2 separate regions of the Mus musculus genome follow, and region 2 is linked to region 1. A link is a loop called in an ENCODE intact Hi-C map of the cell type or tissue named here. Cell type or tissue: gastrocnemius. All regions are shown on one strand. Links, peaks and the distances in the headings refer to the core of each region. The heading gives the core; the rest is flanking DNA. Region 1 overlaps Hmcn1 (hemicentin 1). Region 2 overlaps Hmcn1 (hemicentin 1).

Region 1 (4,401 bases), core at 257-4,256:
GCTAATTGAGGATGCTGTATGTGTGTGTGTACAGGAGGTGTGGTGAAATTATTAGTACATTTTCTGTGGACTAGAAACAGCTAAAATGGCCTTAAAAGTAAAATAAGCATGCTTTCCATTCAGCTACAGAAGTAGAAGGTCTAAATATAGAGAGACTGGGTTGTTATTCCCCTTCCAATCAGTTTAGAAAAGAGTGAGACCTAGAGATTCCAGTTCGTGATGGTGTGGCTTCATCGCTGTGGGTTGGTAGGAAGCAGGAATACATCACAGGGCAGGACTCCTCACTCATGGCTGGCTGGCATACCAAAGAGAAGCAAGAAAAGGAGTCCTACTGTATTCTTCGAGATTAAGTCCCAGCCATTTAAAGACTTTCTACTAGTCTATGCATAGCTTCCTAAGGGTCCCATCATTTCCCAATAGGACTCCAGTGGAGATCAAGCCAATGGTTTTGGGGGGCATTCTAGATCTCACTGTATAGTTCCCACCTAGACAGTCAGTGCCCTGAGTATTGGACTTTCTACTGTGGATGAGCATCCTCTCACTAGTCAGAGATCTTTGGCAATATCCTGGGGGAAAGAACCAATTTTCTTTCACATAGTTACATTTATATATGTGACTGAGTTTGTTATCCAAGAGTGAATTCTTGCTGTCTGTAAGTGACTTGGACTAAAGGGTCAAGTGTTTAAGACAACTTCTGTGGGTCATTATACACTCATCTCAGGGAGATTCAGTGGCATGATATTAATGCATCAAAAAGAAAAAAAAACAATTTTCTTGCTGAGAACACAGTATATGGCTTAATATCATGAAATATGCAGATTTTAAAAGGAAGCCATAATAATACTTCAAATTTAATAATTTTTATGGGTTAATGGAAGCAATCTATCCTTACATAGAACACTAGGAAATTTTATAAAAGTGGAAGGAACTAACCTTAATGAGCAGATTTCTAAAATCTTACCGCTAAAAATGTACTACTGCTGCTGCTACTACTACTACTACTACGACTACTACTACTAACTACTACTACTACTACTACTACTACTACTACTACTACTACTACTACTGTATTTCTCTTGCCCCTCCCTTATCATCCATCTCTTATGCCAAGTGGTCATTTTCTGGGATGTTTTATTTTATATTCACTTTTTTTCTGCACATTGCACCATAAGATATAGCAGGCTTTTCTTAAGGCCTTAACATCATTCTAAACTTTACTGAAAAATTATACACCTGGACCAACACTTATAGCAAAAATTTTCAACATTAAAATATTTTTAGAATTTACTTTAAATTAAATGTGTAGTGACAATTTTGAGGATTCTGAGATTTTGGTTTATTTAAAAAGAACACAGAAATGTTATAAGAATATGCTTTCATCTTAATCCCAGATTTGGGGTTGTGCGGCTACTTTGGACTGTTCAAAGCAGCTAACCATGATTTACCTTGGACTCTAGCAGAATCGTGGTTTTGTCAGCTGCAGATAATTGATGCAACGTGTGACATTTGGAATTCTGGGAATTCTCAGAGGGTATATAAATGCTAGGGCCCTGAGAGGTGGGTAGTTGCTGGTCATCTAGGGAAGATGGTTGTTAGTAGCTGTGGTCAGAGAAGAAGCAAAAGGAAAGAAGTTAGATTAAGTGATCTCTCTCTCTCTCTCTCTCTCTCTCTCTCTCTCTCTCTCTCTCTCTCTCTTTCTCTCTCTCTTTCTGTGTATCTCCCCTCTATCCTTCTTTTTCTCCTATCTAGTCTTAGGGGGTGAAACTGTGAGGAAAAAGGGTCGGAAAATGAAGAACCCACAAAGTAACAAAGACCAGCTTCAACATGTATGTGTGTGTCCATGTATTTGGTATGTGCACAATAGTGTGTGTGCCTGATGAGGCCAGAAGAGAGTACTGGAGGCCCTAGAGCTGGTTGCTGAGAACCCTCCAAGGTGGGTGCTGGGAACTGAACTTGGGTGTCCTTTAAGAACAGTACATATTGTTGACCACTGAGTCATCTCTTCAGCTCCAGACTTTTCACTTTAGGTAAAAAAAAAAAATTTGATTAGATATGATTATTTTGGAAGCAAGCATTCTCATCTTCAGAGACACTATATTATGGAAAAAAGTTATTTTCCCATCAGTACTAACACAACTTTAGGTCAATATACTGACATTTTCATAATCTTCTTGTCATGTCCAAGGCAAACAGAGAAGACAAGTGTCAGAGTGGAATTCAAGACACTTGTAAATGATATTTAGGGTGGATTCCATAGTCCCAAATCATAAATATTTATCGAGATTTTTTTTCATTGTTCTGATTTTGTCAATTGACTGCAATTTTGACGTTGCCTTGGAGTTGAAGTTTCTACAGTTTTCTGACAAGGATTCTTATTTTTATGACCAGTTGGTCACAAAACTCCCAGGGGCCCATCTCTTGGCTTTGTGCTTTTCATGACATCCAAATGCACTCCATTGAGCTGTTCATATGACTGAATGCCAGAAGATACAACTGAAATAAAATATCCTGTTCTGGAAAAATAAACCACCCAAAGGACTTATGTGTCCTTCCTCATTTCTTTCTGTTTCTGACTTAGAGTTAAAATGTAAGCAAGAAGCAGTGTTGAATCCAAACTGAAACAATCCAGACTTGTAGACATAGTAATTAAATTACCTAAGTTTATAGTACAGTCTAGTGTGTTGTTTTATTTTTAATGCTCGAACTCTGCTACTATTTCTATATTTTTATTTCTTCTAAATATATCTCAGCACCTTGGAATTAATAGCATATAAAATATATTAATCTCCTATGGGAGATTGGGGCAGAATATCTTTCTTATAAACAGAATCTGTCCATAGAGATCTATCCAGTGTTTGCTGGGAGACATAACTGATGTTGTGATGTTATAAATAGCACATGTGCCCTAGAAATTGGACTTTAGGTTAGAGCTGAATTATTCCTCCAAACAAGTCCAGAAAGGTCTTTTCTAATAGAGAGGACTCAGAGGCTGCATGGTGTCTCTTAGTTGGAGGCAATTAATACTTGTGTATCAATTCTAATTGTAGGTGAGGCTCTGGCTCAGCCCTGGGAGTGAAAGGACATACAGGGGCCATAACCACAAGCAGAGCTGGAAAGATACGTGGACGTTTGAGGGGAAAGCCCATTACATATGCTGTTTTATATGCTTTTTCTCTTTTGCTTCTCCATATTCTGTCTGATTACTGCAAATAAAGGCAAACGGACACCAAAATACCAATAACTTCTTGAGGCTAGAACATGGGAAAGTCAGGACCAATATTCACATTTTCTTTATTCCAGAGAGGTGGAGACTTTGTCTTCCAATGTTTTTATTACACCAGAGGTCTTTGTCAAAGCATTGAAGTAGAACAGAAAAGGTTCTAACATACTCTCAAGTTAACTCTTGCAACTTCTTGTCTAAAGACAGAAGAAACACATGGGGGGCTGATACGTAAGGCTAACTACAAGGGGACAGTTCACCCTTAAGAACAACTGCTCGTTTCCTTACCACTGTTCTATGAAGACTTAATGTGACAGAAAAGGAATATAATTTGCATATGTTAGGAACTATGAAACAAATTTTGCATAGGTATTAGCCATACAATATATGAGGAGGGCGACCTGCAGGGTCTTCTCACACCGAGGGACAGGTGCTACAGGCATGAGAGTGAAGTAACGTCTCCAAATCTATACCACCAATAACGCGTGACAGGAATAAATGCACAGGTCTTGGTTTGAATACAATGCTCTTACTGTTCCGACTTGTTTCAGTGCTATCTTGAGAGATTATCTATAACATTTTAATAAGACCTTATCTGAGTGAAGGGTGTGTGTGTATGTGTGTTTGTTTGTGTGTGTGTGTGTGTGTGTGTTTGTGTGCAGGGCTAGTTTGGTTTTGAATGCCAAGGAAAGTGTGGTAGCAATTGCTCATTTCTATCTCTGTTTGAAATACTCAGTGTGTCTGGACTTTTCCTACATATATCCAGTTCAGCCATATATGAAATTACAATTAATTGTGCCTGAAGCAAAGCATTTCTGATCTTAGAACTGTAACTTGGATTCCCATGTTTGTTCTTTATGTTGTATGTATTCAACATTTACCTATTTATTTTTAGGTAGAAGATGTATCAACATTCTTAATCTTTGTCAAGTTCATTGGCAGGCAGATTTATAGAAGTGTTTGGTCAGTTGCTTAGGGGACAGAACCAAACAGCATATTGGTTGTGTTATGTCGGGCTTTGTGGTTTTACAGTTTAGGAAGTCCAGTCCTTGTTTAATAGCATGCAACCATTGCTGCTCTCAAAGTTTCCTTCTATATGCAACCAGTGGTTTAAAAAAAATACTTGGAGGGGGACCAAGAAGCATCTAGACTCCAAAACAAAGAACTAACCCCACAGTGTA
Region 2 (4,401 bases), core at 301-4,300, 130 kb after region 1:
AGTAAGTGTAATAAATACTGTTTAGTTATTTTCCAATCACTGATTAATTCTGACAAGTGCTGATAGAGGGGAGACATTCTGCATTTTCTATTTTATTAATGGGAGATAACTGAGCAGCTGGCTTAAGAGAGGCTCCTGAGCCTCTAGATGCCTGGGCACCTGTGTGTCAGCATGCAAGTTGGATCTCCGAGTTCTGTGAGCTTCTCTAGCCTAGCTTGAGAAGGGGCTACTGTTCACCTTGGATTGAGTTAGTGACAGTTTTTATTTGGTTATCTGCTTATATGTTTATAAAGTTATTCATAAATTTGTGCATCAAGAATTAGCTATCTGACGATATACCCCTTGCTGTTAATATATAATGGAAGTAAGCAGCATCCTTTTCAACCAAAATGGAATGCAAGATGGTGGGATACTGGGATGTAGATCACATGACAGGATGCTCCTGGCCTCCTTTCTTGCTCCATTCTCGGCACCTAAAACAATGAAAACAAAACAAGCAAACAAAACAAAACAAGCAAACACAGCAGCAAACTAATGGTCATAATGTAATTTATAACATGTGAACTAACTACATCAAGGCATCCTAAAGCATTTAATTCTGCCCTGGAATGCTGCATAGAATTAGAAGGGCTTCTTTTGGAAGTTGATGCCTGTGGAATTCCATGAAAAGTAAGTCAGCCTTTACTAGGTGGTCAGAAAGCCTTTCCAAGTGGAGAAGAGCACCTGGTCAAGGAAGAGTGGGTTGAGGAAGGATGCACTAAGAAAAGGGAGGTGTGGCCAGTGCAACCCAGAAGCCATCCTCAAGGTGGCATGGTTTCACCCCCCTCCCCACCGCCATCCCCTGTAGCCTTATTCATTGGCTTAATTAGTTAATCTATTTACTCATTTTGGAGACAGGGTCTTGCTCCCTAAACCTGGCTGGCTTAAACTCACAGAGACCAACCTGCCTTTGCTCCCTCCAGCCAGCAGTAGCCCTCTTCTTACAGAATGGGAGGAATCACTTAGGTTTGAGTTTCTGGCATTGCCTCCCTAAAATGACAAGGCACCTACCAGGGAAAAGCAGCTGAGCAGGGCTGTCAGGTATAAGCTGCAGAAGGAAGGAAAAAGTTCCAGGCATGGTCTGCTATATGAAAATAGAAAGGCAGGGTGAAAGTCGTAGTTGTGATAAAGGAAGGGAAGGAGAGATGTGATGAGAGCATGGGAGGTTGTGACTTCTGCTGCCCGGTGGCTGCTGCCCTCATACAGTAAGCAAGGGAGCAAATGAATTTGGCCACCAACAAAATTGGTTGTTAGATTCTAACAGTTCCTTCAAAAGTCCTAGGGAGTTGTGTTTGGTTCGATGACGCTTCTGTGCCTCTAGGAAGTGATCCACTTTCATGTACTGACTGACTTGATAGTTCAGAATGTCCCCAAGAGAAGTTCCAGAGACACTTGGACAGCTTTGTAAAAAGCCTCAGTCCCCAAGTATGTCATAAAACAATAATGTGCATTTTCTCTTGCTGCTGTTTAAAAGCCAAATGAAAATATAAATCTCAACTTTGGCTTTTCCGTCTTATTTGGAAATTCCGTGATTTAGAGAAATTGCTGTAAAACCATCACTAAAGAAAGGACCTGGTAATGATCATTGATAGTTTTCTTTGACAACTTTACAAGTGAGAGCAAATTTTCTTAAAATTAAATCCCCCTTATTCATCATAGTTTTTTTTTTGTCTTGACATATTTTAAGTGATTAGTCCCAAACAATGCCTAAATAAATGAGTGAATTTTTTTTGGTTATGAAAAAATAGTATTAAGTGGAAACATTAACATGCAAATAATTGCAAAGACTCAGTTAAAATGAATATTGAAGCCATAAACAAAATATATTATAGCACAGGATAATATAAAAGTTAGATTTTTTTTTTATAATTTGTAGTTTTTGCCATTAAGATTCTATGATTAACATGGAATCTAGCCTTACTTTATCACTGAATGTCTCTGAAACTGTTGCACGTCTCTCTTTTTAAAACATTATTTATGTATTCATTCATTCATTCATTCATTCATTTTACATCTAGCTCACTGCCCCCTTCCTGTAATCTCTTCCCACAATTATTTTCCCCCTCCCTGCTCTTCTTCCTTGAGAGGGTGGGACCCCTCCTAGCCATCCCCCTGACCCTGGCACATTAAGTCTCTGTGAGGCTTGGCACATTCTCTGCCACTGAGGACAGCCAAGGCAGTCCAGCTAGAAGAACATATCCCACAGACAGGTAACAGCTTTGGGATAGCCCCTGCTCCAGTTCAGGACCCACATGAAAACCAAGCTGCACATCTGCTACATATGTGCAGGGAGGCCTCGGTCCAGCCTGTATATGTTCTTCAGTTTTTGGTTCAACCTCTAAGAGCCCCAAGGGTCCAGGTTAGATGACTCTGTTGGTCTCTTCCTGTGGAGTTCCTATTCCCTTCTGGACCCACAATTCTTCCTTCTATCCTTCCATACGAACCCCCAAGCTTCATCCACTGTTTGGCTGTAGTGTCTGCATCTGTCTGATTCAGCTGCTGGGCTCTCACCCTTCTCTTGATAGCTGAATTTCACAATCACATTGGCATTTGGGCGTTTTCTTTTTTTTTTTTTTTAAATTTCTATTTTTGGCAAATTCAACATCTATCTGTCAAGGTGGATTTTGATTTTTGTCTAGCTCCTTCCCTCTGTGGTTTGTTGCCAGTGCGCCACCTACTGATAAATCTACAGATTAGCTGTCATTCCTCTGAGATTAATACTTCTGCCTGTATCTGGGCAAATTAGTCTTCCCTCCAGAAATGAACCCATAGTTGCTTACCCAATACTAAGTGGTCAGCCCTAAAAGCATGCACATGCAAGCAACTAAATGGACTCATTAAGTTGTATTTATATATTTATATGGATATATCTGTAAGGGTAATAATTAAAGAGAGAGGTCATGAGTTTGTGAGGGAGTTGGTGGTGTTGGGAATGTTTTGGCTACCATATTAGATAGAGTGGATGCTACTCTTTGTGGAAAGAATGAAGGCAAAAACAGTAAAGAGGTTTCAGGAAGCTTACTTCAACTGTCGCATTAAGAAACTATGACTCAAATTCTCTTGAATCATTACCATTTTATGAAGTAATTTCCATTGGGCAGAGGTTATCACCAGGTCTTTGTATTTCCAGTATAACCAGGTACTTTGATGAAGTACCACTTGGAAAGTTCACTTTTTGGTTTTGTTTGTTGGTTGGTTTGTTTTAATATAGTGTCTTGCTGTATAGCTCACACTGACTTGAAACTTTGAACTTTCCTGCCTCTGCCACCAGGGTACTAGAACTACAGGTGTGTCGTGTGTCGTGCAAGCCTGGTGTTGTTTAACTTGAGATTTCAGGGGACCAACTTCTTTCTCCAGACAACTGATTTCTGATTTTGTTGCCATTGCTTGTTTGGTTTGTTTGGTTGATTGATTGTTTTTCGGTTGTCGTCCTTGGTTCCTTGGAAGGAATCCTTGGCCACTTACAGAACTTCACTAGTTAGCAACAGAGAACTCTGGAAATATTGAAATATATTCCCCTGCCATTTCTCCTAGCTCCAAAATAATGGCAAGTTCAGGGAGTGAGCTTATAAATCATTCCTACTGAGATTATGTCATTTTGTTGTAAAGAGCTTCATGCATACAAGTCGTCGCCAACACCAGGGGGATTGCTCTGCTAATCAGAAATGGAAGTAATTCATTTTAGAACAATGTCAACATGTTTTGAAGAAACCGAATGACCTAAATCAGAAGGTAGATAAATGTTTGTCAGACTGGGATACAGCTAATCAATGGTAGTCATTATGTAATGTTTTGAAGTTAGTGTTCTCTATGGCCAATACAGTTGTTTAGAAGAAGGAGAAACTTCTGCAAAATCCACTTTACAGTTGTACAATAGAGTAGAAATCAGTTTTAGGAATTCAGTGCTATTTATTTTCCAGTTTTTCATATAGCCTTGTTCATGAGACTCTCATAGATTATTTAACATACTTACAACATGTATCACCCACAATGAAAAGTAGATTTAGGAACACAATAAATCAGCTATATTTTCAACAACATAGATCAATTGGATGGCTTGATTAAATGTAGGTCTTTCCCTTGGTCTCTTGGGTTCCTCACCTGACCTTTCATGTTTTCTTAGCTCCTAGTGGTTTCTTTGAGTCACATCCCCAGTTTTAGATTTCATTATGTAAGTGTTTTCTTTTCCAGTTGTAACACATGCCAGCGCATTACTGCATACATGTAAAACCCAAACTTATAATCTGGTAATTCTTTCTCAAAAATTTTTATGAAGCTGTTATTTTTAAGTATTGTTTTAATTAGTTCTCCCCAACTTAGGAAATATGACATTTGAGTTTTGTAAAGTTTTACACTGGGCTA

The links. Peaks named below come from ENCODE experiments on the same cell type or tissue, not always from the same donor. Only the 100,000 strongest peaks of a DNase experiment are listed, where the experiment ranks them.
Region 2: a loop joins it to region 1, with 3 times the contacts of the local background. A loop is called at or near these places in 11 of 42 quality-filtered maps.

The regions. Positions count from the first base shown.
Region 1 is chr1:150,907,853-150,912,253 of GRCm38, reverse strand. The region is part of intron 1 of Hmcn1 (hemicentin 1); the gene reads left to right. Among named protein-coding and RNA genes, the nearest start is that of Hmcn1, 83 kb to the left of the region's middle. In gastrocnemius, for the core only: no CTCF peak of the experiment used is centred there; a DNase peak (open chromatin) is centred at 2,418.
Region 2 is chr1:150,778,424-150,782,824 of GRCm38, reverse strand. All of the region lies in intron 11 of Hmcn1 (hemicentin 1), which reads left to right. Among named protein-coding and RNA genes, the nearest start is that of Hmcn1, 210 kb to the left of the region's middle. In gastrocnemius, for the core only: a CTCF peak has its summit at 2,721 (motif pointing left); a DNase peak (open chromatin) is centred at 2,686.